Regions from separate parts of the Homo sapiens genome. Here all the other regions are linked to region 1. A link is a loop called in an ENCODE intact Hi-C map of the cell type or tissue named here. Cell type or tissue: GM12878. All regions are shown on one strand. Links, peaks and the distances in the headings refer to the core of each region. The heading gives the core; the rest is flanking DNA. Region 1 has its middle 41 kb from the start of MIR492. Region 2 has its middle 16 kb from the start of MIR5700. Region 3 overlaps TMCC3 (transmembrane and coiled-coil domain family 3).

Region 1 (10,870 bases), core at 1,437-9,436:
GTAGCCTATTGGCCATCTGGACTGTAGTTAAATTCCATTTGTCATTCAAAACTTAGTTCCAATGTAACCAAAATGGAACTGATGAGAGAACCAAGGTCAAGACTGGGATGGCGATTTTGGAAATGGAAAGGGAGACAGTGTCTATATCTACTGCCAAAGCTGGAAAGATATAGCCTTTATAACTATATAATCATAGTTTGTCATCAGTGTCTTTTCCAGTATGGTGTAAATTTTTTTTTTTTTTTTTTTTTTTTGACAGAGTCTCATTCTCTTGCCCAGACTGGAGTGCAGTGGCATGATCTTGGCTCAATGCAACCTCCACCTCCTGGGTTCAAGCGATATTCATGCCTCAGCCTCCTGAGCAGCTGGGATTACAGGCACCCGCCACCACGCCCAGCTAATTTTTGTATTTTTAGTAGAGATGGATTTTAACCAAGTTGGTCAGGCTGGCCTCAAACCCCTGACCTCGGGTGATCCACCCGCCTCAGCCTCCCAAATTGCTGGTATTATGCCACTGTGCCTGGCCGGCGTAGTGGGTTTTAAACCCAGACTACCTGGACTCAGGACTTAGCTCTGCCACTTGTTATCTGTATGATTTTGGGGGCGACATTATGTAATCTTTACGTGCCTGTTTCGTTATGAGAATTAATAAATGTATGTAAAGCTTTCACTAGTTATATGTTCAAAAATGTTACTTAATGTTTTTTATTAAAAGGCACCATCACGGACAGCAATAATGGTTCCATACCACCCAGAACGAATACCTGATAACCTGGGAGCTGTCCATGGTGCTAAAATAGCGCTCCCCATCATAGGACAATGTCCCCACTGTTTGTCATATTTTTAGCCCTATATAGGGTAAATCCCTTGTTACATCTTCCCAGCTTTGGCAGTGGATGTAGAAATTGATTTTCTCTTTCCATTTCCACAATCACCATCCTAATCTTGACCTTGGTTCCTTCACCAGTTCCATTTTGTGTGACTGAGGTTAGCCTCCTAACTTATCTTCCTACGTCTAGACCATTTAATCACATTCTCATCCTCCAAATCCTTCTTAATATGAAGTCATATCCCTACTTACTAACTCAAGGGAATTTCAAAGGAGTATTTTATTTTATTTTTGAGATGGGGACTCGCTCTATCACTCAGGCTTGAGTGCAGTGGCGTGATCTCGGCTCACTGCAGTCTCAACCTCCCCGAGCTCGGGTGACCCTCCTGTTTCAGCCTCCTGAGTAGCTGGAACTACAGGTGCGTGTCACCACACCTGGCTTATTTTTGTATTTTTTATAGAGATGGAGTTCACTATGTTTCCCAGGCCGGTCTTGAACTCTCGGGCTCAATCAAAGGAGTAGAAACAATGCAAATGGCAACATGAGGTAAGGTTAAATGATAATATATCACTGAGATGTGCATATTGAGCAGCCAATAAAGGTAATTATTAAGGCTATGTAAAATATAGGAAACATTAACCAAGGGAAAACAGCAGACTATAATATGGTTTAAACATCACTAATTCGTTTATTAAACACGTACCAAGCACACCTATTTTGGGGTAGGCCATGGAGATGTAAGAATTAAGACAGTCCCTTCTTTAAAGGAGTTCAGAGTCTAGTAGGAGAGATAGCTGTGTAAATAGATTGCAGATGGACATGCATTTGGACGAAGACTAAAAAGGAGCATGGAATTAAATATATAAGTAGCACTAGGGGTGCAAGTCCGGGTGAATTTTGTCTTTTTAAATATCCACTAAGGGCTGAACTCTGGCACAGAGCTTTAGAAGAAAGAAGAAACTAAATTCCTATGATAAAGGCGACACACAGCTCTAGGTAAGTTCTTTCCCACTCTACCCTGCATCTTCAGGCCACAAAAAGAAGAAGAAGAAAAAAAAGATCAATAGAATGTCAAGCCCCTAAATTGTGGTTCAGAGAAGTTGAACAGGCCTTGTCAAGGGCAAGAAAAGAAATAGCATAGCAACCACGCAGACCTCCTACAGCAAAATAAAGGACCCAGAATATCCTTAAGTGACTGTGATATTGGAATAAAAAATAAAAATTAAAAAGTCACACATCCCAGGGTTCCCTAAGAATGGTTTATTGACTCACCACCTCTACTTTGTGGCTCATTCCACTGTACCCTTTGAAGAATATTCTTGCTGGGCATGGTGGCTCATGCCGTAATCTCAGCACTTTGGGAGGGCTAGGTTGGGGGATCACTTGAGGCTAGGAGTTTGAGACCAACCTGTGCAACATAGCAAGACCCCATCTCTACAAAACGAACAAAAAGAATTGTAGAGATGGGTGTGGGAGCATGCACCTGTAGTCCCAGCTACTTGAGAGGCTGAAAAAAGAATATTCTTCACTCTTCCCATTCAAATCTTATATTTTTTCAAGCTAAGAACTCATCTCCTTTAAGAATTCTTTCTTAACTAATGTCACTTTATTCTAGTATAAATACTTGAAAGTCAGTTTTAGTGGATATAAAATTCTTGGCTCACGTTTTCACCACTTTGAAGAAATTCCGGAGAGAGAAGTCTGTGTGATACATTAACATCCACCTATCACTGGTCAATCTCTTGGGTTCTGGAGTCAGATTTGGGCCAGAAGTGTGTCACTAATTAAACATGCAGCCTTTGGCAAGGTGTTTCATCTCGATAAATCTTAGTTTCATAGTCTATCATATGGAGAAGATACTAACAACAATCCTGCAGAGTTTTGTGAGGATGAAACAGATTGATACATGGCTTTTCACAGTGCCTGGAACATATAAAGTACTCAATGCATGTAGCTGTGATACATGTTTCCTTGAAATTTTTCTTGGTCTTTCTCAGGGAAATATGGATTGATTTAATCAATAATGTATACCGCCCCATAGTAGGTATTTAATAGATGCCTTATGAAGGATTCATATTTAGGAACATGGTAAAGGAAAACAACATTTAATTACTAATGGTTTTCTAAATGGAGGATGACAGACTGGTAAGAAATTATGCCAGTTGATAACATTTCTTATCTACGAAAAGAAGAAATTATTCTCTTTTACTATTTATGTAAAATTGTAAACTAGTTCCTTTTTGTTCAATTTTATAACAAATGCCTATCTACCTTAATAGGTAATGAAAGAAGTAAGCTTGACCTCCTGATGCCAGTATACTTCCTACTGTACTAAGATGAAGACCTATGAATCCAGCCTGCAGATCAAGAGGGCTGAATAGGCCAGGTGTGGTGGCTCACACTTGTAATCCCAGCACTTTGGGAGGCCGAGGCAGGTGGATCATCTGAGGTCAGGAGTTTGAGACCAGCCTAGACAACATGGTGAAACATCGTCTCTACTAAAAATTCAAAAATCAGCTGGGAGTGGTGGTGGGTGCCGGTAATCCCAGCTACTCGGGAGGTTGAGGCAGGAGAATCGCTTGAACCTGGGACGCGGAAGTTGCAGTGAGCCGAGATGGTGCCTATGCACTCCAGCCTGAGTGACAAGAGTGAAACACTGTCTCAAAAAAAAAAAAAAAAAAAAAAAAATTAAGGCTGAATAACAGTGTTTGTGACTGGTGGAGAAGTTAAACAATTAAGAAAAAAGGGGAAAATATAGTGTTCTTAAACATTAGATGGTTTTCAAGGAATCAAATAATATGGCTGAGTTTAGAAGGCTAATGGAGATATGATAATATGAAACAGATAGACAACTCTATCATTAAAATATTTTGAAGATTCTTTAAACATATGAAAGAAACAAAGACCTTTCCCCCTCCCCCTGGAATAAAAAAGGGGGAAATCTGATTCAATCTAGTTTTACTTTTAAATTGATTCTTCAGGGTAGTTAATGAGAGCATTGGAAACATGAGGATTTCCATAGATGGCCAGTGTGACCGTGTTCCATTAGCAACTGACGTGTTGTTATTTATTTGGTACAGTTGAATAACATTCTTGGTTTCTGAAGGGAATTTAAAAATGATTCAGGCTAACTAATACTTCAAGATCATCCTAACAACTACTTAACTGAAACTGACTCCCCTCCCCCACACCAGGAGTCTTATTCAAGTTTAGTAAGAAATGAACATTAGGACGGGCTCGGTGGCTCACGTCTGTAATTCCAACACTTTGGGAGGCCGAGGTAGGTGGATCACCTGACGTTGGAAGTTCAAGACCAGCCTGGCCAATATGGTAAAATCCTGCCTCTACTAAAAATATAAAAAATTAGCTGGGTGTGGTGGTGGGTGCCTGTAGTCCCAGCTACTTGGGAGACTGAAGTGGGAGAATTGCTCAAACCCAGGAGGCAGAAGTAGCAGTGAGCCGAGATCGCGCCACTGCACTCCAGACTGGGCACGACAGAGCAAGACTCCGTCTCAAAGAAAAGAAAAAAAAAAAAAGAACATTAAATTGATTAGATATCACATTTGCAAAGCAAAGAGTATTAATTAGAAGGAGCAGGAAGAGGTAATGTTGTAGAAAGCAGCACAAGTAGTGTTAAAACAAGGCGCTGTGGTGAGATCACACAAACCAATGAAGTGGCTAACACTGTATCTCCAGGTTAAGATTTCTTACAATGCTGAGCAAGAATACTGATACTCTAATACTCACATAGTAATACTCTAAATCTTGAACTTTACTTCTGGCTAGGCCTTTAATGCATCTATTTAGTCCAAGTTGTCATTTTACTGATGAGGAAGCTAAGGCTCTGAGATGTCAAGTGACTAATCTATGACAAAAGCTCACGTTTTTACTTCCAGGAACACCTTTACACAGTTGCACCTTTTCTATGAAGCAGAGGAGGGCAGTATTGCATGGGCATTAAGTGAGAGGGTCCTCGTGTCAGACTGCCTGAGTTGAAATCCAGGCTGTGCCACTAACAAGCTGTATGATCTCGGGCAAATGACCTGCCCTCTCTGAGCTCGAGTATCTCCCTCTAAAAAAACCATAATATCCCAGTACGTACTTCATAGAGTTGTGTGGATTGAAATGATAAGACAGGTATGGCTCAGAAGTACACTTACTAACATTGTTATTTTCCCAAAGAAAGGCAAAAACATAAAAGCTCAATCAGAAGAGATTATATATCCAGGGAGGAAAAAACCCACTGCATACAGATCATAAGATAAAGTAAAAAAGGGACATAGCAAGTGTCATTAATTGTCGTTTCTTACATTTCCCCCTCACACATCAGTCACTCCTCCCCCTATCTGTGCTGATAGGCACCAAAGAGAAATCCAGACAAAATGTTTTTATTCATTAGATCATTAAGGTACTTCGTGTAATATTACGGTCTCTATAGTGCTGCTGACAATCAATGTTAGAAAATTATAAAGGTATTTCTTTGGCAGTGGTGATCTGCCAGAATAACTGGCATAAAGGCAATGCCAAAGCTGAAACACTCATGAGAAGTGTTTACCCGGCACAAGCCTTTGCATTCCCACTGCTGTCTGCCTGCATACCTGTCACAGCCGCTTTGGAAACACAAGCGTCCTTGGATGCTTTTCAAAGGATCCTCTGACAAACAAGAGATATTTTTTTCTACACAAAATTCAGGCTGCCTTGAGTTCCGTGCTATTTGATTTACTTTGTTCAGCAGTCGAAGCAGAATAAAATCAGATTTCTTCCTGGAAGACCTTCCCACATCATTCCATCCTGTTCTTGCGGATTTAGATCCTGCATTCTGAGCTCAAGGGTGTGCAGCGTTTTCATGATCTGGGGAATACATTTTTCCCCCTTCTCATTTTTTTCCCGCAGAAGCATTAGCATTTGGGGATGGGCTCCCGTGTTGTTTGGAAAAGTTGGGGTGGAGGTCGATTGTGAAGAGAAAGCTGTGCACACAGGGGACTGCTAGGAAAACCCGTGGGTTTCGCTGGAATGGGGATGCTGACCTCTTCCCCTGCCGAGCTCCTTCACCTGAATGAGACCAGACGGTCTCTGTTCCACGGTGTTTCCTCCAGCCCCGGGTGGATCTGCTGTTTACCGCTCTTAACTCTCTTCCCACCCCTCCTCGGAAAGCTTTATGAATGCTCAGGACTTTCAAAAAACAATCGCAGAATCTAAAGAATGGTAAAGGGCCGACGCACTGGCTCACACCTCTCATCCCAGCACTTTGGGAGGCCGAGGCTGGAGGGTCGCTTGAGGCCAGGAGTTCGAGACCAGCCTGGGCAAAATGGCGAGACACCAGTCTCTACAAAAGAATAAAAATACAAAAATTAGCCGGGCGTAGTGGAGCACTCGCCTGTGGTCCCAGCTACTGGGAAGGCTGAGGCGGGAGGATCGCTTGAGCCTGGGAGAATCGCAAGGCTGCAGTGAGCCGAAATCGCGCCCCTGCGCTCAGCCTGGGGGACAGAGCGAGACCCTGTCTGAAAAATTAAAAAGAAAACGAAGAGTAGGAACGGACATTAGCGGGCCACCTTCCCATCCCATGGGGAGAATTTTAAGGTGGTACTTTTAAGGCGGGTGAGAATTGCCATCTGCGCTCTCCGCCAATCCACTCTTGCTCCGCAAACTTGGGGTCCCTGTAGGGTGGGCCCAGCTTTCACCCCAAAGCTTCTCCAGCTCAGTTCTGGGGGCCGCGGGGCAGGCATCGGAGACTCGCTCCGCTCCTGGTGGGGCCAGAACTCGAGGAAGAGGAGAGGGGCGAAGCGGCCCGAGGAGGCGGGGACGCTGCGACGGCGGCAGAAAGGCCCCGGGGCCCCGGAGCTCCGCGAGCTCAGTGCGCCCTTGGCCGGCTCCGCGCCTCCGCCGCAGCCCGGGAGAGCCCCGGGGACCCCGCGGCCAGCGCTACCCCGCCCCGCCCCCGCCGGCTTGGCGGCCGCGGCGCAGGCGTGTGCAGGAGGGGGCAGCGCGGAGCTCCCGGCCGGCCGAGCGTCGCCGCCGGCCCAGCCCTTCTCGCGCCCAAGTCGCCGAGCCCCGCCCGGACGGCCCAGACACCATGCGGAGGGTGAGTGCGCCGTCGCCCCGGGGTGCGGGGGCGGGGGCGTGCGCCGGGGTCCTCCCAGCGGGAATAGTGAGGGTGCGGCGGGGACGGACCTCGGCGGGGAGCGCGGTCGCCCCCGGGGGACTGAGGAGGGGAAGGGGCGCCGCGGGGACCCCGGGCCCGCACTCTTCGGGGCTGCGCTGGCACGTCGGAGCCCTGGGCCCGCGCTTGCGAGGTGGGCTGCGCCCGGCACTCCGCCCCACGCCTGCTGGCGAGCCCCTTCTCCGGCTCCCCTGACGCCCGCCTGGCTGCCAGAATTCTGCCCAAAGCCCCGGTCCTTCTTTGGGAGCCCGGGCAGCTCTGCTGGGCGTCGGTGGGGCTCCCTTGGCGCACACCCCAGAGACGGAGCCAGCCCCAGGTCCGGGCCAGGTGGGCGACAGGTCGAGGCCGGGGCTGGGGTTGGGGAGAGGAAGGATGCCTGCACTCCGGCATTTGGAAGGCGCGAGCCTCCTCCAGGCACGGCCCGCCGACGGCGCGCAGCTCCTGGCCTGGGGCGCCCTCGGGGGCTGCGGCTGCTGCTTTACCGGCAGGTGCCAGGGAGCCCGCGCTCACCCCCACCCTCCAGCCAAGGCTGCCTGTGGAAAAACGAAAAATAAACAGGCTCAGCTGCAGTGGCTCTTCCACCTCCAGGGACAGCTTGGGGGACTGGTGCTGCTTGTTGTTAGCCCCGGAGAGAGCGCAGGCCCTAGTGCAGCTCGTTCTTACTTGTCTGGGGAAGTTAATTGACACGAAGATGCTGGCGACTTTGTAAGTTACCAGACCCGTTTGTATTTTAACTTTGGAAATGGAAGGTGCTTTAATCAAATACAGGATCTCAGCATTAATATGTGTGGAAAAGCAGTAGAGGAAACTTAAGGAAATCCTATTGGGTACCCTCCACATTGTCCCAGAACTCCTAAGGCCACCCTGAAGACAGTTTACGCGCCAAGGAAGGGGTGGAGGGGTATTTTCTGAAGAGACAAGGCTGAGAAGAAATGGAAGAAAACCAAACCAAAACAAAACAAAACAAAAAAAAAGAAGAAAACAAAAACGGAATAAGACTCTCCCACCAGAGTCCATGCATTTCTCTAGGTTGGAACTTGAGGTTGGCTTGTTGTAAGGTACGTAGGCGCCTATTGCTTTGGTCATCTGAGTGGCCCTTTCAGAGATTTCCGCCTCTCAGCGGCTGGGCTGCTCCCAAGGGAACTCGGGCCCCTTTTGGCTGGTGGTACCAGAATTAAGTGTTCTGTGTGTGTGTGTTGAAGGGGGTGTCTTTGGAGGGAGTATAGAGCAAATGTGAATTGGCCCCAGCTGCCCCTGGAAAGTCTCTCAATGAGCTGACACGGAAATTTACCTGGCTTATACTTTTGGAGCTAGTCCAGACCTGCTCAGGTGTTTCTGGGGAGAACAGGATTCCAGCCAGGCTGGCCAGCTAGTTTGGCATGCAGCAGAAATGGAAACTGGCCGTGGTGAGGTTACTTGTTTGAACTCCAAATTCAGGGGTCAGCAACCTCCTTTTACTCTCAGTGCCTCAGGGTAATTAAAGAAAAGAGCCTGGATGGGATCCGTAGAAATGCGTGTTAGAGGGAGAATCACGATTTGGAGATGGAGGGCATTGACCAGAGTATCTTAACATGTGATCTGCCTACTACCTGCCTTAGGATGAAAGAGGTGGATGCTTGCTGCAAATGCAGATTCCTAGGCTTTGTTTCAAACCTAATGAGTTAGAATCTCTGAAACTGGAGCTTGGCAATCTGCATTTTAAATACTCAGCCCCCACCTCCATAAGACGTGTATTAAGCACCTACTATGTGCAGGCGCTGTTCTGAGCTCTAGGAATACTGTGAGGAACATGACATACAAAAGCCTTGTTCTCTTGGAGGCCGCATTCAAACTGAGAAATCAGATAATAAAGTAGTAAACAAAGGTACAAATAATGTAGTTTCAGATAGTGATGAGTGCTATGAGGAAAATAGAGCAGGATTTGTGCCCAGGTTTGCTGGACTCCAAAGCCCTGGCTCTTGACATTACACTCTGTTGCCTACAAACTTTTTGTTTCTGCCCCAGACCCTGTCTGGTTCTGGAGAAGCATATAATTTGGCAGTTTGGCAGATGCATGTGGCAGCCCTTCAACTGTGGCAGATCAGTAACTGCAGAGAGAGAGTGTGCAGACACACTATTATAATCAAAAGTAATTACTTTCCTTTGGTGTCCTTGAATGAAAGAGAAGGTGTGTAGGGAATGTACAGAGTAGGAGCACAGAAGATGCCCAGTATTTGGGTTGCTCTGAAGAGAGAAGCTGTGGTCTGAATGTTTGTTGTCCCCGCAGTTCATATGTTGAAATCCTAACCCTCAAGGTGATGGTATTAAGAGGTGGGTCTTTGGGAGGTGATCAGGTTACAAGGGCAGAACCTTATAAAGGAGGCCTCAGAGAGCTTCCTTGTCCCTTCCATGATGTGAGAAGACACTATCTCTGAACCAGAACTTGGGCCCTCACCAGACGCTGAATCTGCTGGGGCTGTGATCTTGGACTTTCCAGCCTCCTGAACTGTGAGAAATGCATTTTTGTTGTTTATAAGTCACCCAGTCTATGGGATTTGATTGTAGCAGCCCAAATGGACTCTGACAAACGGCTAATGTTGTGCATACCATGCTGTCCAGGGCTTTGAACACCAGAGAACCCCATGGTTGGGTCTTCTTTCACGTCTTCACATGGCTCCTTCCTATTTCCTTCATTATTTTTGAATCCAAAATGAACTCTTTCCATGCAAGCCAGGAGTTACAGAGGATTGGTTGCTTTAAAAAATTATTTGTGTTAGAAAAAGTTAGAAAGCAGTTGTGGGAGAATAATTATAATGGTAGCTACTTTTTTTTTTTTTTTTTTTTTTTTTGAGGCAGAGTTTTGCTCTGTCACCCAGGTGGCAGGACGGTGGCACCATCACGGCTCACTGCAGCCTCTACTTCCTGGGCTTAAGCGATCCTCCTGCCTCATTTTTTAATTTCCTGTAGAGACGAGATCTCACTATGTTGTCCAGGCTGGTAGCTACTATTTATTGATTATTTTCTTTGTGCCACGCATCTACTGGCTTCCTTCATTTTCATAACAACCTTTTAAGTTAAAAATTAATAGGTGATACATTTACATAGTATAAAATTTAAAAGCTATCAAAAGCTTACAATGAAAATAAGCCTTCCTATTCTGTTGCCCAGACAGCTAGTTCCCTTTCCTAGAAGCAATTGCTGTTAACTCATCTCTTCTGTCCCTCTAGAAATAATCTATGCATATATAAGCAGTTATATATTCATGCTTTTCATTTTTAAAAGCACAAATGGTAGCATATAAGTATACTCTTCTTCACCACGCATTTTTCTCTCATACAAGATTGGTATTTATAGATTTATGAAGTTCTCTTTATATATATATATATATATATATATATATTTTTTTTTTTTTTTGAGACAGAGTCTTGCTCTGTTTCCCAGGCTGAAGTGCAGTGGCGCAATCCTACCTCACTGCAGCCCCAACTTTCTGTGCTCAAGTGATCCTTCCACCTCTGCCTGTGGAGTAGCTGGTACTACAGGCACGTGCCATCACACCCGGCTAATTTTTTTTATTCGTAGAGATAGGGGTCTCACTCTGTTGCCCAGATTGGTCTTGAACTCTCCTTAGCTCAAGGAATCCTCCCATATCGGCCTCTCCAAGTGCTAGGATTACAGGTGTGGTGCCACTGCGCCCAGCCCCAAGTTCTCTTTATAGCTGTAAATGTGAATATGCAGGCATAACTCGAAGATGTTGCAGGTTTGATTCCAGACCATCCCAATAAAGTGAATATCTAAATAAAGTGAATCAAACAATTTTTTAGTTTCATAGTGCATATAAAAGTTATGTTCATACTACACTGTAGTCTATTAGTATGCAATTGCATTGTTTAAAAAAGCACAC
Region 2 (10,870 bases), core at 1,853-9,852, 330 kb after region 1:
GCCGAGGGTTTATTTTTCTCACCTAAAAAGAAGTTGGGAGGCAGGTGGCTGCAGGGTTGATTTATTAGCTCAGTGAAGGCCAAGGACCATGCTCAGCCGTCCTCTTGCTCTTGCTCTACTGGCCTCCGTCTATCAGTAATGTCTCCCCTCCTGGCCACAAGATGGCTGCCCTGGATCCAGGCATCACATCCTCACACAGAAAAACATGCTAGACAGGCTCTCCTTCCCTTTTACAGAGAGGAAAATCTCTTCTAGAAGTGCCCCCGAAAGACCAACTTTATGACTCTTGAGCCAGAACTTGGTCACATGTCCATCCCTCCAGCACATTTCCTGAACGTCTCCACTTCCTTACTGCCTAAGTTTCCTCAAACCACTGTAAACTAGAATCAGTACCTCCCTCCCAAGAATTGCATCCAATGAGGTCATCGACCACCTAATTGCCAAAACCAGTGCATGCATTTCACAGCCTGGCCTTACTTGGTTTCTAGATTGGTCAACACTGGAGACCTCTTCCTGTTCTTTGAAGCTTAATCCCTTAGGGTGTTTTCTCTCCAGGTCTCCGTGTACCTCTCCACCACTCTTCAGGGTTCTGTGGCTCCCCGTCCTTCCTACACACCCTCTGTGGACCCAGCTGCCGCCTGTGTGGCAAATACTACTACAGTTACATAGCTAGTAGCATCTACCTCTTTTATAAGCAGTGGATCTATATTTTAAATTTCTTATATAATATTGGTTCAGGATGTTCCTAGAGAACCTCAAACGAAAACACCAAGGTCATTGTTTTTTCCCTTACACCAAGTCTGCTCTTTCTGTACTCTTTATTTCCATTAAAAGGCACCACCACCACCCAAGCTAGAAACCTCAGAACCATCTTCCTTGTCATTACCACCATCAACCCATGTCAATTCTACCTTCTAAATACATCTCAAAATCATCATCTCTCCATCTCAACCGCAGCTGCACTAGTTCTGGTCCAGTTCTTCCCAGGACAGTTCTAACAGCCTTTTTTTTTTCTTTTACAACTTACAAAACATAATTTTATTTAAACTTGTATAGATAAAAATCTACCAAAATTTAAACAAAAACTTTATCCAAATCCTTTCCCACAACAAAATTGGACATCATGGAAAAAAAAAACATTCAGATAAGGTTCCCATCTTTCTACCATCAACTGGTAGATCCTGGGAGGATGAGGTGTAAGAGATAAACGAGGAGAGAAGATACTGATACCCAACACAATTTGATCTTCAGTGTTGTCTCATCTTGAAATGACTTAATAACAGAGATTTCCATAAGAATCAGGATTCATTTTTGACCCAAAAATGGAAGCTTCCACTCCAAAGTCACAAATAAGGTTTCTGGTTTTATTTTTAGTGTGAGGTAAACAGTATATTCAATATTAAACCAAATGGTAAAAACACATGGATGGTATATTAATGCAGACCTTCCATTATTAAGTATATTTTGGAACACTCATGGATTTTTCAAACATATGTTGGAATTAGAAACCTGTAAAATCTGCTGCAGTGTGTAATAGCTATTTGTTTGAATGTCTTGGCAGTGCCTTTTTAGTAGCTAATGTTCAGTGTAATCTTGTGCCTTTTTAGTAATTAATATATTAAATATAATCTTGTCTGAGTTTTTAAATGGTCTGTTCTTCTTTTTCATTATGTAGGATTAGATGCCCACCAAAATTCTTGTAAATGAAGCAGGACCCGATTTCAAATTCTGTCTATACACACAATATTTGGTCACATAGACCGCTCCCCAAAGTCTGCAAAACACTGCCTACTGGGCAGGCTTACAGTGACAGAAAAGTATGAGAATACGAGATATTATTTTTATAAAGACTAAAATCAGATTTAGGCTGTCTAGATAGCTTATTCCAGAAAACACAGATTTAAGATTTTTCAGTGATTCTTGCCTTCACCCCCCCTTTTCCTCCCCAACGAGATAACCATTTCTTTCACAATGATGAACCATCCCTTTTTATGGAAAAATGGCTTTGTTTCTCCATCGGATCAGGACAAAGACATCACTTCTTGGCCACACTGGCCACAGCCTTCTTGGCTGCATCCTCCAGGTCAACGGCTGAAGTAATGGGGAGTCTGCTGTTGAGTATTTCCTGGGCCTCTTGGACGTTGGTTCCTTCAAGCCAAACCACAAGGGGCACCTTGAGTTCTAGCTCCTGGCAGGCTTTGGTGATCCCATTGGCAATGATGGCACAGTTGACGATACCACCAAAAATATTGACAAGGATGGCTTCAACCTTAGGATCAGCTGTGGGCAATGTGAATGCTTGATATACTTGAGCTTCCTTTACACCACCTCCAAGATCCAAGAAGCTGGCTGGCTTCCTACCATTAAGGAAAATGATATCACAAGTAGCCATGGCGAGCCCAGCACCATTCACAAAGCAGGCAATGTTCCCATCTAGTCCTATGTATTTTAGATCATATTTGGCAGCTTCATTTTCAATGGGCTCATTCTCTGATTTGTCGTCCATAGCAAATATGTCTTTTTGTTGGAATTCTGCATTGTCATCAAAGTTTATCTTGGCATCAAAACAGACAACTTGTCCTTCTGGAGTTTCACCAAAGGGATTCACTTCCACCTGAGTAGCATCAATTTTCAGGAAGAGATTATACAGCTTCGTAATTTGATCTGCAGCCTGGCTTTTCAAAGGCCCAACGAAGCCTAGATTTTCTGCCATCCGCTGAGCTTGGCTGTCCTTTATTCCTTCAAAAATGTCAATTTGCTCCTTAAAAATGAGCTCTGGGTTTGAAGCAGCCACCTCTTCAATGTCGATGCCCTCCTGGGGGCTGCCCACCAGCATGGGGCCATTGCAGGACTGGTCCATCAGAATTGCCAGGTAGGTTTCTCTGGAAATGTCCAAGGCTTCAGCAACCATCACCTTGTTAACTTTCACACCTTCTTTTGGAGTTTGTTTTGTCGCTAGATTGTACCCAATCATCTGTTTAGCCAGCTGTCCCACAACATTAGGGTCTTTTGTTAAATGAACACCTCTTTTCAAACCACTATTGAAGACACCTTTTCCTCTTCCTCCAGCTAAGATCTGGGCTTTTAAAACAATTTCTTTTGCATTTAGTCTCTTAGCGGCCTCAAGAGCTTCATTCGCAGTGTCTGCTACAAAGAATCTTTGAACTGTCACTCTGTTATCAGACATCAGTTTCTTGCTCTGGCATTCCTGCAGGCTCAGCCATCTTCTGGAGGTTAATTGAACTGCCCGGGACCTGGCCACCAGGAAGCGGGGCAGCAGCGCTAGGGCTTGCAGAAGCTTCCAGGCCTGCGCTGCCATGGGGGACGCTATCTTAAACAGGAAACCTAGCACTCTAACAGCCTTTTAACTACTGCCCCTTTCCCTTTTTTCCTGCCTTGTGTGAAGATGTGATGCGTGGAACCGTGGCAGCCATCTTGCAACCATGAAGTGATGAGAATGAGAACTAAAAGCCAAGCAGCTAAGGATGGCAGAAGAAAGCCGGACAGGAGCTGGGTCTCTGTGAGCCCCGTTGAGCAGTTGAGTCAATGCTGGGAATCATCTGTCTGGAGACTTCTTGTGATGTGAAGTCTTAAATGTCTTTCCTTATGCCTTTGATAATGGCCATTAGTTGCATCATAAGCCATTTGTAATTGACACAGGGAGTAGGAAGATGAAGGTAACAATGTGAGCAAACTTATCACATGTTGATGTGGCGCTCTTGAAGCAGCTATTTTAGTCTGAGAGGCAGTTTTTTTGTTTGTTTGCTTTTTTTTAGGTAGCTGGGGGGAAAGCCAAACTATTAAATATTTAGTTTTTAATTATTGTTACTAAGTAGTACATTCAGTAGTCATCAGGCCCACATCCCTTGTCCCTTGTTTGTCTTTTTCACTTAGGCCTGCTTTGAATTTTTAATATAAAACAGTGTTTCGAGCAATTTTGTGGAGAGTGTTTTCAAATGGTCACATCAGACATTCCCTGGGTCAAAATGGCCACAGCAAATAGGCCTCCGCCAAGTGTATGGCCTCACCTGGAGCAAAGGCACGGGAGGCAGGGATCTGTGGAGTAGGGTGAGGACACAGCAAGTTAAGATGGGGGCGGGGTCATGTGGAGTGGAACTCAGAGAGTTGGGGGTTGAGTGTAGAGTAGAATAGGGGCAAAATATGTGAAATGCAGGGCTTGGGAAAGGTGGGAGCCCTTCTTTCCCAAATGCAAATTGGGAGCACCCATTTCACTGGGATGTTCTTGGCCTCCATCCCATCCTGCCTATTTTGTGCACCTTCAGATGGCCTGCTCTCATCTCAGCCCCACCTGGGGGCCTGTGAGAAACGTGGTTGCCCCAGTGTCACACAGGAAGTATGGCTGTCTCTGCTGCTGAGGTCTAAAGTCCATCCTGGGGTGAAGATGTGGTCGTCTGGTTGGAATCAGGGACCAGGAGACTTGACTGGAAGTTTCTAGTGTCTGATGCTGGTTGCTTAGGGGAGTCACCAGACAGTCCCCATGATGCCACCTGCAGAGGAAGTAGAAAGATGAGATCCAGAGATCCAGAGCAGAGAGAGAGTGGAGGACCCAGCGGCCGATGGGGACAGTGCAGAGCATCCCCATCCATATTCAGACATGCAGATGGATTGGAGTACTTGACGATGATTGCATAGCATCCGGATTGGGAATGACGAATTCAGCCTCCACCACAAGTGCAAAGTCCCTGGGACCAGCTGTCCAGAGTCACCCAGTTCTTAATCACTAGACCTCTGGAGATAATGGTCCCCATCCTCACACTTCACCCTTCCCCAGACTGCCCCAAATGTAGCTCTTCTGATGACAGTATTCTCCAGGCTTTATGAAGTTTTACTAATTGTGGCTGGTTAGTTATTTCTGAAGAAATTGTTTCTAGTCCCGGTGTTGAAGGATAGCACTTGAGCAAACAGACAAAACACTTAATAAACATTCCAAGGCCATTGGCCTTTGGAGAAAGCTTGTCTTTTGGTCATATCACTTCTTCTAATGTGGCTTTTTTCCCCCTCAGAGAAGGGTGTTAGAGGACAGGGCATTTTCCCTCTAGACATTGTCAGCGGGACAGTTCCATGAGTGTATTGGCGGTTCCTGGTCATGTGCTGTGATCACCAAGGTTCAGCCATTTTTGTGTCTGGGGAACCGGCAGGTTCCTTCGGTATAACGCTCCCCATTGCTGAGGTTATAGCAACCTCTAGGGGTTGCCACGGGTTACTGTGCTGGCTACAGTGTCTTGGATCCCTTTAAAGTTGGAGTTCTCAGGGTTTCCTACAGGTGTTCCAGGGGAGCACGGAGGGTCTGATGGCTGGACTTTAGCGTCGCCTCCATCTGCTGCCCATGGTCTGCAACTTAGGGTGTCAGCTTGCCTAGACCCACCTAAGAATCACCCCCACTCTAACTGCACACACGCAACATACACACGTGCGCACACAGCCCCTGCTCTGAAGGGGGTGTGCATTTGCCTCACTCCTCTTGTTGAAGCCCCCCGAGTTCCCCTAGTTCTTCCCTATGTCCCCAACCTCCTCATTCGCTGAACACAAACAAGTGTGTTTGTGTTCACATGTGGCCCTGGAGAGCTGTTGCCAAGCGGCATTTACCATTTTCCTGAATCTCTTAGCAGGGGCGTTCCAGGCTCTAGTTTTTATGATTTATCTCAAAATCCAATCCAATCTCGTCACCCTCTGCTTACAGCCTGTGGCAATTTCCCATTTCCCCTTCTTGTGGCCTATAAGGCCCCTTTCCCGTCTCCCTGCCCTCTTCACCCTCGTCTCTCCTGACACACCATCCCCACCTGCTAGTCAGAATGAATTTCTTTTTGTACTTCAAAAGCTCTCTTCTTATTCTTGAAATGTTACAATTAATCCCATGTGGCCACAGCTCTGTGTACAGCATGGCAGTGTCTAATAATTAGTTATGAGTGTGTGGGTATCATCCAGTATTCAGCAGGGCAACTGTGATTTGCCCACTGCAAAGCTCCAAGTACCCACTTTGAAAGATACCAAAGAAGGTTAAGACACAGTTCCTACTTCCAGGGAATTTTACCTTCTAGTTGGGTAAGACATGAACACATGAAATGACTAGAAAACAAGGAAGTGTTAAAACAGAGGTTGCAAACTGGTGGACTATGAGCTGAAGCTAGGCCTTAAAAAATGTGTCTTGTTTCAAAATAACAATCTTAGCCAGCTCAGTTGTCATTTTCCAATTTTTAAAATTCTGGTAAAATACATATAACATTAAATTTACTATTTCAACCATTTTTAAGTGTGAAATTCAGTGGCACTAAGTACATTCATATTGGTGTGCAGCCATCCCCACCGTCTACCTCCAGAACTTTTTTCATAATTTTTTTTTTTTTTTAAGATGGAGTCTCACTCTGTCACCCAGGCTGGAGTGCAGTGGCGCGATCTCGGCTCACTGCAACCTCCGCCTCCCAGGTTCAAGCGATTCTCCTGTCTCAGCCTCCCAAGTAGCTGGGACTACAGGCACCTGCCACTGTGCCCAGATAATTTTTTGTATTTTTAGTGGACATGAGGTTTCACCATGTTGGCCAGGCTGGTCTCAAACTCCTGACCTCAGGTGATCTACCCACCTCGGCCTCCCAAAGTGCTGGGATTACAGGCGTGAGCCACTGCACCCAGCCTAGAACTTTTTTCATCTTGCGAATCTGAAACTTTGTACCCATTAATCACTAATTCCCCATTCTTGCCCCCCACCCACTTCCTGGCAACCACCATTTCACTGTCTCTGTGGTTTTGACTAAGTATTGCAGCTCATACGAATGGAATCGAACAGTAATTTATCCTTCTATTACTGACTTATTTCATTTAGCAGAATGTCCTGAGGATTCATCTGTGTTGCATATATCAGCATTTCCCTCCTCGTAAGGCTAAATAATATTCCATCATGTGATATATATATATGTGTGTCACATTTTGCTTATCTATTCATTTGTCAATGGACACTTGGGTTGCATCCGCATTTTAGCTCTCATGAATAATGCTGCTATGAATATGGGTGTACAAATATATCTTCAAGACTCTGCTTTCAGTTCTTTTGAGTATATACCCAGAAGTGGAATTGCTGGATCATATGCTAATTCTATTTTTAAATGTTTGAGGAACTGCCATACTGTTTTCTACAGCAGCTGCACCGTTTTCCATTCCCACCAACAGCGCTCCAATTTCTCTACATCCTCACCAACACTTATTTTCTATTTTGTTTTTGTTTGGTTTTGTTTTTTACTAGTAGCCGTTGTAATGGATGTGAGGTGGCCAACACAGTTAATTTTTAAAAAATTAGTTATCAATGTCTTAAAATCAAATTTCACTTTAAAAATGTATATTTTCAGTTTTTTTGAAAAATTGGAAAACTCTGGCTGGTCTGGCCTGTCCTTGTCCCTGGTAACAGTTGGCTAGAGCTAAGTAGCAACTGCCCCTTGGCACAGGGCAGGGCCTGCAATTTCCAGCTCAGCTCGCACCTCTCCTGTAGGTTCCTTAACACAAAAAATAAAAGCAGGTGCCTCTCACCCCAGCACTGCCACTTTTCCCCACTGAACGGTCAGGAAGAGAGGATTTTCCTTGTATTCATCCTTGATAAAATGTGGCAAAACTAAAAGCAGACAGGGAGATAGGGAGTGAATGTCATTTTTGTGATAGTGTATACTGATTATGTTTAATTGGTAGATTAGTCCATTCTCACACTGCTGTAAAGAAATACCTGAGACTGGGTAATTTATTTTTATTTTAAAAAGAGGTTTAACTGGATCATGGTTCTGCAGGCTGTACAGGAAGCATGACGGCATCAGCTCCTGGGAGGCCTCAGGGAACTTACAATCATGGCAGAAGATGAAGGGGGCGGAGTGAGGCATCTCATGGTGGGAGAAGGAGCAAGAGAGAGAGGTGGGTAAGTGCTAGCCAGTTCTCATGTAACTGGTTACACAACCAGTAAATAACCTGTTGAGAATAACCAATTCTCATGAGAACTCTATCACGAGAACAGCACCCAAGGGTTGGTACTAAACCCTTCGTGAAGGATCCACCCCTATAATCCAATCACCTCCCACCAGGCCCCACCTCCAACTCTGGGGATTACAATTGAACATGAGGTTTGGGTAGGGACACGGATCCAAACCATATCAATTGGCAAATACAGTTTCTTATAGTCAAGCACTTCACTCATGTTAGTTCTTCCTGGCCCCTATAGGCATTTGAGTTTGTGATCCTTGGGTTAAACTCTTGGCCACTAGGTATTCTGAGACAATGGCTGCTCTGGGAGCAGGCTGATCAAAGGCAGTTTGAGAAAGGAGGCAGATTTTCACCTCTGCCTTGAAGGATCATGTATTAGTTTGCTAGGGTTGCCATAAGGAACACCACAGACTAGCTGGCTTAAACAACAGAAATTGATTTTCTCACAATTCTGCAGGTTAGAAGTTTGAGATCAGTGTCGGCAGGTTGATTTCTTTGGAGGGCTCTCTCCTTGGCTTGTTGGGGGCCACCTTCTTGCTGTGGCCTCACATGGTCTTCGCCTGTACCTGTCTGCATCCTAATCTCCTGTTCTTACAAGGATACCAGTCATATTGAATTAGGGCTCACCTCTATGACCTCATTTTACCTTAATCACCTCTTTAAAGACTCTATCTCCAAACAGTATCATATTCCCAAGTACTGGAGGTTAGGACTTCAACATGTGAATTTTGGAAGGACACAATTCAGCCCATAACAGATAGATAGGACCAGGAAGGAGGAGAGAGAAGGTACAGTGGGCATGCATTTTGCTATCTTCTTAGCACCTGTATCCATTTCTTGTTGCTATTATAACAAATTGCCACAAATGTATTGGTTTTAACAACACAAATTCATTTTTTTCCAGTTCTGGAAGTTCTAAAATGAAGCACTGGCAGAGCTACAATCCTTCTGGAGGCTGCAGGAGGGATCTAGCGCTTTGCCTTTTCCAGTTTATAGAGGCTGCCCATGTTCCTTGGCTCATGGCCCCACATGATCTGACCTTCACATTCATCTTTATGTCTCCTCTGTCTCTGACTTTCTTCTGTCTTTTTGTTTTTTGAACAGAGACAGGGTCTCACCCTGTCATCCAGGCTGGAGTACAGTGGTGTGATTATAACCTACTGCAGCCTGGAACTGCTGGGCTCCAGCGATCCTCTTGCCTTGGCCTCCCAAAGCTCTGGGACTATAGGTGCACATCACCACGCCTGGCCTCCTGCCTCTTTTTTGTCAGGATCCTTGTGATTATATTAAGCCCACCCAGATAATCCAGGATCATCTGCCCATTTCAAGATTTTTTTTTTTTTTTTGAGACGGAGTTTCCCTCTTGTTACCCAGGCTGGAGTACAATGGCGTGATTTTGGCTCACTGTAACCTCCACTTCCTGGGTTCAAGTGATTCTCCTGCCTCAGCTTTCTGAGTAGCTGGGATTACAGGTGTGTAATTAGCCTGTAGGCACAAAATTACCCACCATGCCTGGCTAATTTTATATTTTTAGAAGAGATGGAGTTTCTCCACATTGGTCAGGTTGGTCTCAAGCTCCCAACCTCAGGTGATCTGCCTGCCTCAGCCTTCCAAAGTGCTGGGATTACAAGCATGAGCCAACACGCCCAGCCTCAAGATTCTTAATCAAGTTTGCAAAATCCCAGGGATTAGGACATGGACATCTTGGGCAGGGACAGGGAAGGGATTGTTCTTTTGACCACAGCACATCTTCCTTCTTCCCCACTCCAACCTTGAAGACCTAGTGGGCGCTGTCCCTCAGAGCCCCCCATGAGAGTGTTCACATGGCCCACACTGGCCAATGTGGCCCTTGGAGGGGTTTCCCTGGAGTGGCAAAGCAGTGCGATTTGAGTCAGGGACTGGCAGAGGTCCAGCCTCCTGTAAGGTTGAAGTTTTCATCTGCATTTGTGGAGATGGAAACTGAGGTGTAGCAAGAAGGAAATAGTTCTGGTGGCATTTTTATCATCGGTTCCAATTGTTCCCAAAGCCAGCAGTTTAGGGGTCAGTATATCCTCCAGTTGTTTTGGTTCAGTTGGGTTTCTGTCCCTGCAGATCAAAATCATCTTGACATATACAGCAGCTATTTTGAATGAAGCCTAGACAGTACGGGAGTGCGGAGACAGCAGAAGCAGAGATGAGTTATCTTGAACCTAATGAAGCTTGAGCTTCAGGGCTACTACCTTATGTGAGTCCCTCTAAGGCCCTAGATGGGAGTCGTGTTCATACACTTTGCAGAATTTTTAGAAGATATATTAGTTGCAATTATTAGGACCACAACTAGCCAGGTACAGTGGTGTGTACCTGTGGTCCCAGCTACTCAGGAGGCTGAGGTGGGAGGAATGCTTGAGCCCAGGAGTTTGAGAACAGCCTGGGCAACATAGTGATACCCCATTCCCCAAATATAAAATACAATAAAATAAAACAAAATATTAAGACCACATCAGCCTCCTTCCATTTCAATAGAGGGGACTCTATTAAATCTTCCCCATACCTAGCCCTGAAGTGAACATGTGCATTTAAAAAAACAGCTATGAAGAAATCAAGTCGAGGACATGTTTAATTTGTGTTAAATAGGATATATTTATAGTCATTTTGTTAAGTTTGCTAGTTGGTGGGGTATAGATATGGTTTTTAGAAAAGCTCTTTCTCGGCTGGACGCAGTGGCTCACGCCTGTAATCCCAGTGCTTTGGGAGGCCAAGACAGGTGGATTACCTGAGGTCAGGAGTTCGAGACCAGCCTGGCCAACATGGTGAAACCCCATCTCTACTAAAAATACAAAAAATGAGCCGGGTGTGGTGACAGGCACCTGTAATCCCAGGTACTCGGGAGGCTGAGGCAGGAGAATTGCTTGAACCC
Region 3 (10,870 bases), core at 1,636-9,635, 270 kb after region 1:
TGCTGATGTGCACATACAGGCGCAGAGTAGATGGTGGAGGTGGAAGGCACAGTAACGTCTACATACATGTGGCACTCCTGAATAAAGGGTGAAGTGAGTTAGGTAAAATGACCTTGGCATGCTCTGCTTGAGCTGGACAGAGTTCACCTGGATCCAACTATGTGGTCCAGCTAAGAGGCTGAGAGTACAGGATCTGGACAGAGACAGGTTTGAGTCAAGATAATGAGGACTTTGGCTTCCGGCTTCAGGAGTTTAAACCTCATCCTGTAGCCAGTCTACGGTGGTGACCACTGAGAGGATCAACCTGGAGAGAGAGGAGTTAGATTGCTGCATGGTCCAGGTGTGCAGTGTAACAGACCTAGACCAGGCAGGTGTCAGGTGTTGGAGGGAGCAAAAAGGTCTGATGTTAGAGTATGTGGGAGGCAAGGGAGAGGGGAGATTGAGTGATGAGTCCCAAAGACTGAATAGCTGTCAGTTATGGAGTGTGAAATTCAGAACAGATGTGTAAGACTTTCAGATCATCATATCCTAGGTGGGAACAAGAACAGTTGGAAAGATTTATTGACATTTTTAATGAAAGATGCTATATAAGTGGAAAATAAATGATGTTACCCAAATCTGTTTGTCTTTTAATTCTTGTCTAATTACGCTTGTCACTTTACCTCTGTTTATATATAAAGTTTGATTCCTTTGAAGGATGTGTCCCTTAATAAACATACCCTTGCCTCTGATTAGATATTATTGAACTCTTTGAGTCAATCCTATAATATGAAGTATATATTCACTGATTGTTCACTACATGTTTATCCAGGAAGAAAAGCAATCAAGCAAAGTGTTTCTCTGACACAGAGATTGTGGTACTTATGGTATATTTACAATGGCCTTATTAAAACATCAGTCATAACATTGAAAGCAATGAATGACATCAGAGTCATTAAAGTATAGAAATCAAATAAATTTTAGTTCATCAAGTTCAGGGTGATATCCTGAGTTGAATGAGAGACTTCATAATGTTCTCAGTTCATGAACAGATGGTCCCCTAACATTTCGAAATGCTGATTAAGGTAGGTGGACTGAGTCAGATTAATCAAGGGTACCACATTGTAAATACTGTTATGTAGTTAGCAATCCTTGGCATCTAATTAAGTTCACCTTCTTTCAGGCTGGGCACGGTGGCTCATGCCTGTAATCCCAGCACTTTGGGAGGCTGAGGTGGGAAGATCACTTGAGGTCAGCAGTTCAAGACCAGCCTGGCCAACATGGTGAAACCCCATCTGTTGCGGGAAGTCAGGGACCCCGAATGGAGAGACCGCCTGGAACCATGGGCAGAACATAAATTGTGAAGATTTCATGGACATTTATAAGTTCCCAAAATTAATACTTTTATAATTTCTTATGCCTGTCTTTACTGCAATCTCTGAACATAAATTGTGAGGGTTTCATGGACATTTATCACTTCTGTAATAATACTCTTGTAATTTCTTATGCCTGTCTTTAATCTCTTAATCCCGTTATCTTCATAAGCTGAGAATGTATGTCACCTCAGGACCACTATTGTACAATAGATTGTAAAACGTGTGTTTGAACAATATGAAATCAGTGCACCTTGACAAAGAACAGAATAACAGTGATTTTCAGGGAATAAGGGAAGATAACCATAAGTTCTGACTGCCTGCGGGGTCAGGCAGAATAGAGCCATAGTTTTCTTCTTGCAGAGAGCCTATAAATGGATGTGCAAGTAAGAGGGTATCGCTGAATTATTTTCCCAGCAAGGAATACCGTGCGGAAGGAATGCATTCCTGGGGGGAGGTCTGTAAACGGCCACTCTGGGAGTGTCTGTCTTATGCAATTTAGATAAGGACTGAAATACACCTTGGTCTCCTGCAGTACCCTCAGGCTTACTAGGATTGGGAAATTCCAGCCTGGTAAATTTTGGTCAGACCAATTCTCTGCTCTCACCTGTTTCCTGTTAAGATGTTTATCAAGACAGTACGTGCACAGCAGGACATAGACCCTCATCAGTAATTCTAATTTTGCCTTTGTCTTGTGATCTTTATTGCCCTTTGAAGCATGTGATCTTTGTGACCTACGCCCTGTTCGTACACCCCCTCCCCTTTTAAAATCCCTAATAAAAACTTGCTGGTTTTGCAGCTCGGGGTCATCACGGTCCTACCAATATGTGATGTCACCCCCAGAGGCCCAGCTGTAAAATTCCTCTCTTTGTACTCTTTCTCTTTATTTCTCAGACCGGCTGACACTTAGGGAAAATAGAACCTACTTTGAAATATTGGGGCTGGTTCCCCCGATACCCATCTCTACTAAAAATACAAAAATTAGCCAGGCATGGTGGTGTACACCTGTAGTCCCACATACTCAGGAGGCTGAGACAGGAGAATCACTTGAACCTGGGAGGCAGAGGTTACAGTGAGCTGAGATCACCCCACTGCACTCCAGCCTGGGTGACAGAGCGAGATTGTCTCAAAAAAAAAAAAAAAAGAATAAGAAAAAAGTTCACCTCCTTTCCCAAGGCAAAAAGAAGCCCCATGGTTCTTAGGGAACTTGGCATGAGTAAAGCCTCTTGGGCATTTTACCCTTTGAGCATAAAATTCATGTTTCCAAATGATACTTCTGCACACAGGCAGTAGTTCCATAATAGGCTAAGAGCAGGTGTCCCTGAGTGAGAGTTCTCACAGTCTTGTTGCATTGTTAAAGGCTCTAGGTCAGGTACAGACCCATGGTTTGGTTGATTGCAATTCCCAGTAAAGAGAAAAAAAGCGTCTAGCATTGACGCTTTCAAGACTGCCTTCTATCCACCCCCCTACACACATACTTGTTTTTTTGTTTGTTTGTTTGTTTTCTGTTACTAATCTCATTTGGATTTTTTTTTTCCACATATAATTTTAGTCATAGTTAGTACCTGGTTTGACGGAGTAGATTGGTGTAACCGTGGTACTTTCCTGCATTCAGGAGAATCTGGGATGTCTTCCGTAAGTATGGCTTAGAGTGAGGGGAATGTGATTTGCCGTGTACATTGAGGGATTTCTCTTTTCAGTCCATAAATAAAAGACAGAAGGCATTGCACTCTTCAGGAAAGTCATCTTTAAGTCCTGCCATTTTGTTCATCGTAGGTGAAAACTTTGCTCTTCTTTATCTAGCCCCCGATGGAAAGTACCAAGGCTGTGATAATAATTGGAGTTTGAATAGTATTGAGCCTGTAGAAGAGAGATGAGTGGAGATGGAATAAATTATGAATTGTGTATTTATGAGGCAAAATGCCTGATTTTCCATATGTGATGGACAGTGTTCTTTTAGGTAAGAACTCAGCTATCCTTAGCTTCAAATGATGCTTAAAAAAAGGAAAAGTCCAAATTACATGATCCCAGCATCCCAGATAGACGCTTACTTAATGTTGGTATGCAACAAGTGTATACGCATGTCATGACCAATTACACAGATTCATGAATGAACCATTCTTATGTGACCTGAACTAAATCCAAAATCCCTCTGTGTAGTATAGTCACAGTGCTGTATTTTTAAAAAATTAATAAGAACCTAAACAGTATCTGTATTTAAGATAAGCCTCCTTTTCTTTTTGATATTCCAAATTCTCTATGTCTCCGTATTTTATTTTCATGATTATAAAAACACCACCTGCTTTAAAATTCCTGGCTTCCCCTTGTCTGCATGGTCAGGTGTCTAGCCTAGCATGGTTTGCAGAGCCTGTTGCAGGTTGTCGGTGTTCTTCTGAGCCTTGTGCCGCCTCCCTTTAGGAATGCTTGCCATGCACCTCTTTTTCACCCCAGCCCTCAATCATGCCTTGATTTAGAATGACCCATTTAGCCATTCTCAATTTTAGACACTCCAACTTTTAGTTTCCTAAATACATATTCTAGTTTTTCCTTCTGCAGATACAATGTGCTCCTTGCTAGGCTCTCAGCAGATTTTTGAGCTGCCTCTAAGTCAATTATCACCTTCTCAGAAGCTTCTCATTGAAGCCCCCTGCTTATTTCCTCCCCTTGGTTCCTATAGTACTTATTACTTCTTTTTTTTTTTTTTTTTTTTTGAGATGAAGTCTCACTCTGTCACTTAGGCTGAAGTGCAATGGCACAATCATGGCCCACTGCAGACTTGACCTCTTAGGCTCAAGAAATCCTCCCACCTCAGCCTCTCAAGTAGCTGGGACCACAGACACTACCACACGCAGCATTTTTTTTTTTTTTTTTTGGTAGAGATGGGGTCTCACTATTGTGCCCTAGCTGGTCTCAAACTGCTGGGTTCAAGTAATCCTCCTGCCTCGGTCCCCAGAGTGCTGGGATTACAGGAGTGAGCCACTGTGCCTGGCCTTGTTACATTTTTTAATTCTGTACGCCTCCCTGCCCCAAGAGTGACCTCTTAGGGCAGAGCTTATCATATTTCTCTGACTCCAGTTCTTTCAGCACAGGACTTAGTTCACAAAAGATGCCCAGAAAAACATTTTCAAGTAGCAATTCTGTATTTTAGGGGGCTTGGTTTGCAACCTAAATTAATCAGTTCCATTAGCTATCATAAAAACAATTTGGTCTAAGTAAGCAAGCCCTAATTGTACTTTGTGTGCTTTTAGTTAAATTCAGCCTCATTGAGAAACATTGGCTTTCTAAATGACTATTATGTAATAAAACAAGGCATTAGCAATCTGGATCAACATGGTATTAGGATTTTGCTGCATTTTGCAGAATTCTAAATTGCATATTTTTATGTCTAAATCTGATGTATTCAGTTAAACCACAGATATTAATGCCTTGCTAGTAGTACACGTGTGGATTTCTGCTCTTTTTCATTGGCTCTTTAGTATTCTAAAAACAAATATTTATGAGACAGTGTCATGAAAGTTTGGGAAACTTTAAAAATGTTAAAGAGCTGACAAAATGCATTACAGGTTGACATGCTAATGAAATTTAAGTGGTTTTTTTTCTTGCTAGAATTGAGCAATACTGTATGTTAACATTTATTCATTGTGCATTTGTAATGTTACAGGTACTATAAAGATAATAGTTTTGACAGCTCCTGCATTTTTGTTATCTAAGTTTTTTTGCATCTTATTACTTTTTTGAGGTTTCACTTACAGTAAAGTGTATACATCTTAAATGTACAGTTGGATAATTTTTACCTATGTGTATGTCCTGAGTGACTGCCACCTGGATCAATGTTGTTAGCACCCCAGTGCTCCCTGGTGCCACCTACTGGTGAATCATTCTCCGTACCCCTACTTCCCCGCAAAGGGTAACCACTCTTCTCACCTCCGCAGCACGCTAATCATACACCATCACATTTTTGTGTGTGGCTTCTTTCATTAAGTATTACACACGTGAGATTTGTCTGGGTTGTGTGTTGAACAATTTTTCATTCCTTTTGTTGCATATGGTTTTTAACGACTTGTTGCTTATTAAATTTTATTTTGGTAAATAAGATTCATTATAAAGGGATGGCTCATGCCCATAATACCAGCATTTTGGGAGACCAAGGCAGGCAGATCACATGAGGCCAGGAGTTCAAGACCACCCTGGCCAAGATGGCAAAACCCCGTCTGTACTAAAATACAAGATGGCAAAACCCCATCTCTACTAAAAATAAAAAAATTAGCCAGGCGTGGTGGTGCACGTCTGTAATCCCAGGTACTCGGGAAGCTGAGGCATGAGAATTGTTTGAGCCTGGGAGGCAGAGGTTGCGGTGAACCGAGATTGCGCCACTGCACTCCAGCCTGGGTGACAGAGCAAGACTCTGTCTCAAAAAAATAAAAAATAAGATTCATTATAAAGAGTAATACTCAGTTTGTGTCAGTTGGTCTGTGCTAATAATTTTATGAACAAGGCTATTGGCATTTTGCGTGCAGGATGCCAGCCTTACAGACCTAATAGTAACAGAACTGCTGCATATGAGAGCTGCAAGGCCCTTAGAGTTTGCAGAGTTCAGCCACCTTGCTTCTTTACGAGGACCTAAGGTTAATTGGATCCCAGGTCCCCCGAGTGATCTAGTTCAGTTGTCTTCTTGAGGTCACTGTTGCTGTGTCACAATTCAAACTTGATTATGTGGATGTCCATAGTCAACAGGAAAACAATCTTGGAAATTTAGAAATCCACCTGGGCATGATGGTGCACTCCTGTAGCCTCGGTTACTTGGGATGCTGAGGAAGATCACTGGAGCCCCGGAGTTGGAAGCCAGCCTGGGCAACAGAGCAAGACCTTGTCTCTAAAAGAAATTAAAAGAAAGAAGAAAATCTAGAAATCTCTAATTAGCAAGACTTGGAGTTTCAGTTATCTACAAGTTTCATTCACTCATCTAGAATACTTCCCTTAGTGTCAATTAAATGAGATGTTACTGACCGTTCATGGAACTTCGTCTTTTATTAAAACCTATTCTTAAAGGAAAAGGAAGGGGAAAATGTAACCAGTGCACATGTTTGCTATGGTACTTTCAGCTTTAGCGCACTGTCTTAAACTTTTGATGTTCCTAGATTTAGTTATTTTAAAGCCCTGTGAAAACCACAAGGATTGTTCTCAGTATGCGAGGTCTTAGGGTAAGTTCTGAGTCTGTGATCTCTGCAACTAAAAAACCAATCCCTAATCTTATACCTTTCTGCTAAGGTCGTAATGATTCACAGAAGTTTTGTAGAAAGGATTTTGAAGGAGAGATTAGTAGACTCAGCAATGGAACATTAAATCCTTTATAGGCCAGGAAGTAACCACAGAACGTTCTTCAGAATGTTAGAGCCTTCCTTAAGTATGATTAACAAACACAGGGACAAGTGGCTTGTCTTTTTTCTAATTATAACACACTGTTTTTCAAACAGGATTATGGTCATGAAATAAATTTGATGAGTAACAACTATCACTTTATATTCTTATATGGAAAAGCAGAAGGAACATCACAGCAAATACTCATCTACCTTACCCAGATTCAACAATTTAAAATGTTCTTATTTTCTTTGTTTGTGTTTGTAACCTGTTAAAAGTAAGTGATATACAGACACCAGGTCCCTTTCTTTTTTCTTCTCTTTTTTTTTTTTTTTTTTTTTTTTTTTTGAGACCAGGTCTCACTCTGTCACCCAGGCTGGAGTGCAGTGGCATAATCTTGGTTCACTGCAACCTCTGCCTCCCGGGTTCAAGCAATTCTCCTGTCTCAACCTCCCCAATTAGCTGGCATTACAGGTGTGCACCACCATGCTCAGCCAATTTTTTAGTAGAGATAGGGTTGGCCAGGCTGGTCTCAAACTCCTGACCTCATGTGATCCACCCACCTCGCCCCCCCACAATGTTGGGATTACAGGAATGAGTCACTGCGCCCAGCCTTCTTTTTTGTTTTTTGAGACACAGCCTCACTCTGTTGCCCAGGCTGGAGTGTAGTGAGTGTAATGGCATGATCTCGGGTCACTGCAATCTCCGCCTCCCAGGTTCAAGTGATTCTCATGCCTCAGCAATCCCCTGAGTAGCTGGGATTACAGGCATCTACCATCATGCCCAGCTAATTTTTGTATTTTTGGTAGAGATGGGCTTTCACCATGTTGGCCAGCCTGGTCTCGAAAGCCTGGCCTCAAGTGATCTGCCCGCCTCAGCCTCCCAAAGTGTTGGGATTACAGTCATGAGCCACCGCGCCCGGCCAGGGCACTTTGTTTCTAATATGTATCTGCAAACAAGGACTTTTTCTACATAATAAAATTAACAAAGGTAATTATAATTTCTAATATCCAGTTGTCCAGAAAATTAGGTAGCTGTAAATACAGTTACATTGTGTGTAGTAAAGATAAGTAGTATTTTACAAAACTTTTGTTTTAATTAGGTGTGTGCATGTATATGTGCACATACATAAGTATGTATATATTGGTAAACATGTATTTCTTTCTTGGATGTCTCATTCAGAATTTGTAATATACTGGGTTATGACATAGAGAAATTGGGTTCGTATATAGGTATTTGCTGCTCAGTGATACTGCGCGTTCTGTGCTGAGTGTTGTATGGTACCTGAGAAAGTGAATGCTTTCAGTAACTAGTAAAAAACCCAGCAAAGATGATAAAACAAAGAGGAACCCACCTAACAGTATATATAAGAGCCAAAATGGATCAGGAAGGAGAAGAAGTCCTTTGGAAAGGCCTCATGGAAGAGATCTTGAAGGAATGGTAGGATTTGGATATGACAGAGGCCTTGAGATGCTGTGTCCGGAAGGGAATGGTGTAAGTGTTGAGGTGAAACAGAAAGTCCAGAAATATGTTCATGTACCACAGTGCTGAGATCCACTTGGTGGATGGTGAAGGAAGGAGGAAGACATTGGAAGTTGAATAGGAAAAATTACTCAGGGCTTAAGTACCAGCAAGGGGAGGAATCCAATCTCTTTATTAAAGGAAGAATCGTTGAACATCTTAAGCAGTGTTTTAGTGTGATGGAAGTGGGAGTTTAGAAGATCAGTGTAATGACTTCCTATAGACTAGATGGAAGGAATAGAACACTGAAAACAAGGAAACCCAGTTAAACTGTTGCCCTTGCTATAGGTGAGATAGGAAATGAGGATGTGGATTAAGATAGATGGCCCTGAGGATAGCAAGGAAGGGTCAATCTGGAGAGAAACCACCAAGCCAAAAAAAAAAAAAAAAAAAAACCAGAATTTGGTGACAGTTTTAAAGAAGAGATGAAGGAGAGAGAACATCAATAAAATAATTATGCTGTTTACCCCTAAGGTCATGGAATTAAGTATAACCCAGTCCCCAAACCCCCAACATAATATCTGTAAAAACAAGCTTCCAAGCATAATTCATATTCATTCATTTTCTCTCTCTCCCTCTCTCTCTCTTCCCCCACCACCACTCCTTTTTTTAGAGATGGGGTCTTGCTGTGTTACCCAGGCTGGCCTCCAACTCTTGGGCTCAAACGATCCTCCTGGCTCAGCTTCCTGCGTAGCTGGGGCTACAGGCACATGCCACTGTGCCTGGTCATGCCATAATACTCTCAAAAAGTAGGCTAAGGAGGTTTTATAGAGGAAGTAGCAAGTTATAATCATTAGATATGTCTTTCTAATACGATTTTCTCTTGTTTTGCTTAAAGACTTGGAGGTGGAAAACGTTAGACATCTGTCTTTAGGGTCTTACTTCAGAGTCCTAGTTTTACTGAAAATAGCAATATAGAAAACTCATGACAATTATAAAAGCATTAAGAGCTGGCTGTTGAGAATGTAAAGTTTAGTTATTTTACATAAAGTACCTTTATACAAGTCAAATTAAATACTAGGTAAGACTCTGTAAAGCAGTATCTTAGGCTTGTGTGTGTGTGTGGGCGGGGGGGGGGGTATCTTTTAAAAATTATCTTTCCTGTTCAGGTTCATTGAAACTTGATTCTTAAGGGACCTTCTGGTATGAATTTGAGACCCTGTTCTCCACTTTCCACCCTCCTTTCTGCTGCAAGATGCATAGATAAGCAGCAGTTTGTGTACACACAAATACTCCGTGCATGTGGGGGCGGCGGGGACAATGATTGGCTTCTGTTGAAAGAGCTTAATGATGGTGACAGCAGCATCACTGTTCTTGGCTCTGGAGTCTTCTGAAGAACCCACCTATCTGGGGTATGTTAGGTTTAATAAACCATGGCCAACACTTATAGCACTTACTCTGTACAAGACCCTATCATGAATTCCTGTAATCCTCACAGTCACACTGTGAACTAGTAGATACTGCTGTCCTCATTTTACAGATGAGAAAATCAAAGCATAGAGAAAGTAACTTGCCCAAGACGAGGCAATTCACATGGCAGTGCTGAACCTAGGCAGTCTGGCTCTGAAATCTGTGCCTTTAACCACTAACTTATGCTACCACCCTGGAAGCAAACCTTTATTTAGGATACATGGCTCTGGAATCAGAGCTTTCCCATGAGGTCTGAGCTACCTGGTTGCTGCGAGTGTTTTGAGTGGGTCCTGGAAGTCTGTTGCCTGTGTTTTGGAGATACAGCCAACCCAAATACAGACTTAGGTTCTAAGAAGGGTCATGATACAGTGTTTATCTTTAAAATCACAGCCCACCATTTGTTTTATTTCTTTGTCGTTTCTTTTATCCCAGATCACAAAACAGTATGATCTTAGAGGAGGACTGTTCTCTGCCTGAAACACGAATCTTTGGAGCCTTTAAACGTCTGTGGCTGTGGGAGAAGAAAGCCTCCTCTTATTGACGGCAGAGCATTTAATGACTGTAGAACCTGCTGGAGCTTTAGCCAAAGAGGGAGTTTATGTATAAGCTGGCCTTGAGGATCTTTGGTAGTGGGTAAAACAGAAGTAACCCACATTTTTTTATTATGCAAGGTATCTTGGGATTTAAGGTCATTTCTTCTCCTACTTATGAATGCCAAAATTGAGAACTTATGAATGCCAAATTGAGAACATCTCCAGTAATTGCCTCGTGGCACCAAGGAGTCTGAAGGAGTCTGTTTTTGTTCTTCTGTTTCTCTATCATACATATTTTTCACATTTGCATATTTAATGGTAGCACAATGATTTGAGTAAACTAAGTAGATTTGAGGGGCTTTAGGGGTTAAAGGAAACAGGTATATGTATGATAAATGGTTTGGCGTACACAGAAAGAGCTCAAGAAAAGGTAGGATATTCCTGGAGCCAGGTGCACTTGGGCTGGAATCACATGGCTCTGCCACTTATTAGCTTTGAGTCCTAGTAAGTCACTTTTCTGAGAAGATGGGAGTTTTAATTCTAATATCAGATTCTTGAAAGGAAAAATAAAATAAGGTACCGGAAACATTTAGGAAATTATTTGATGCTGATAAGTCTTTAGTAACTGGTGGCTTCTCTTTTCTGATAAACTTGAATGATCCTGGCAAGATTCTGTCCTCTCTTGAGCCATTCTTC

The links. Peaks named below come from ENCODE experiments on the same cell type or tissue, not always from the same donor. Only the 100,000 strongest peaks of a DNase experiment are listed, where the experiment ranks them.
Region 2: it touches region 1 in a loop (8-fold over the local background); 20 of 110 quality-filtered maps call a loop at or near these places.
Region 3: it touches region 1 in a loop (6-fold over the local background); 5 of 110 quality-filtered maps call a loop at or near these places.

The regions. Positions count from the first base shown.
Region 1 is chr12:94,869,682-94,880,551 of GRCh38, reverse strand. No RefSeq gene overlaps it. Among named protein-coding and RNA genes, the nearest start is that of MIR492, 41 kb to the right of the region's middle. RefSeq lists silencers at 6,518-6,617, 6,628-7,237, 7,298-7,417 and an enhancer at 9,532-9,601. In GM12878, for the core only: CTCF peaks have their summits at 4,764 and 6,825 (motif pointing right); DNase peaks (open chromatin) are centred at 4,771 and 9,288; H3K4me3 peaks cover 4,455 bases; H3K27ac peaks cover 4,019 bases.
Region 2 is chr12:94,540,702-94,551,571 of GRCh38, reverse strand. It overlaps the pseudogene SUCLG2P2. Among named protein-coding and RNA genes, the nearest start is that of MIR5700, 16 kb to the left of the region's middle. In GM12878, for the core only: a CTCF peak has its summit at 5,210; a DNase peak (open chromatin) is centred at 5,151.
Region 3 is chr12:94,597,997-94,608,866 of GRCh38, reverse strand. All of the region lies in intron 1 of TMCC3 (transmembrane and coiled-coil domain family 3), which reads left to right. Among named protein-coding and RNA genes, the nearest start is that of MIR7844, 32 kb to the right of the region's middle. In GM12878, for the core only: a CTCF peak has its summit at 5,202 (motif pointing left); no DNase peak of the experiment used is centred there.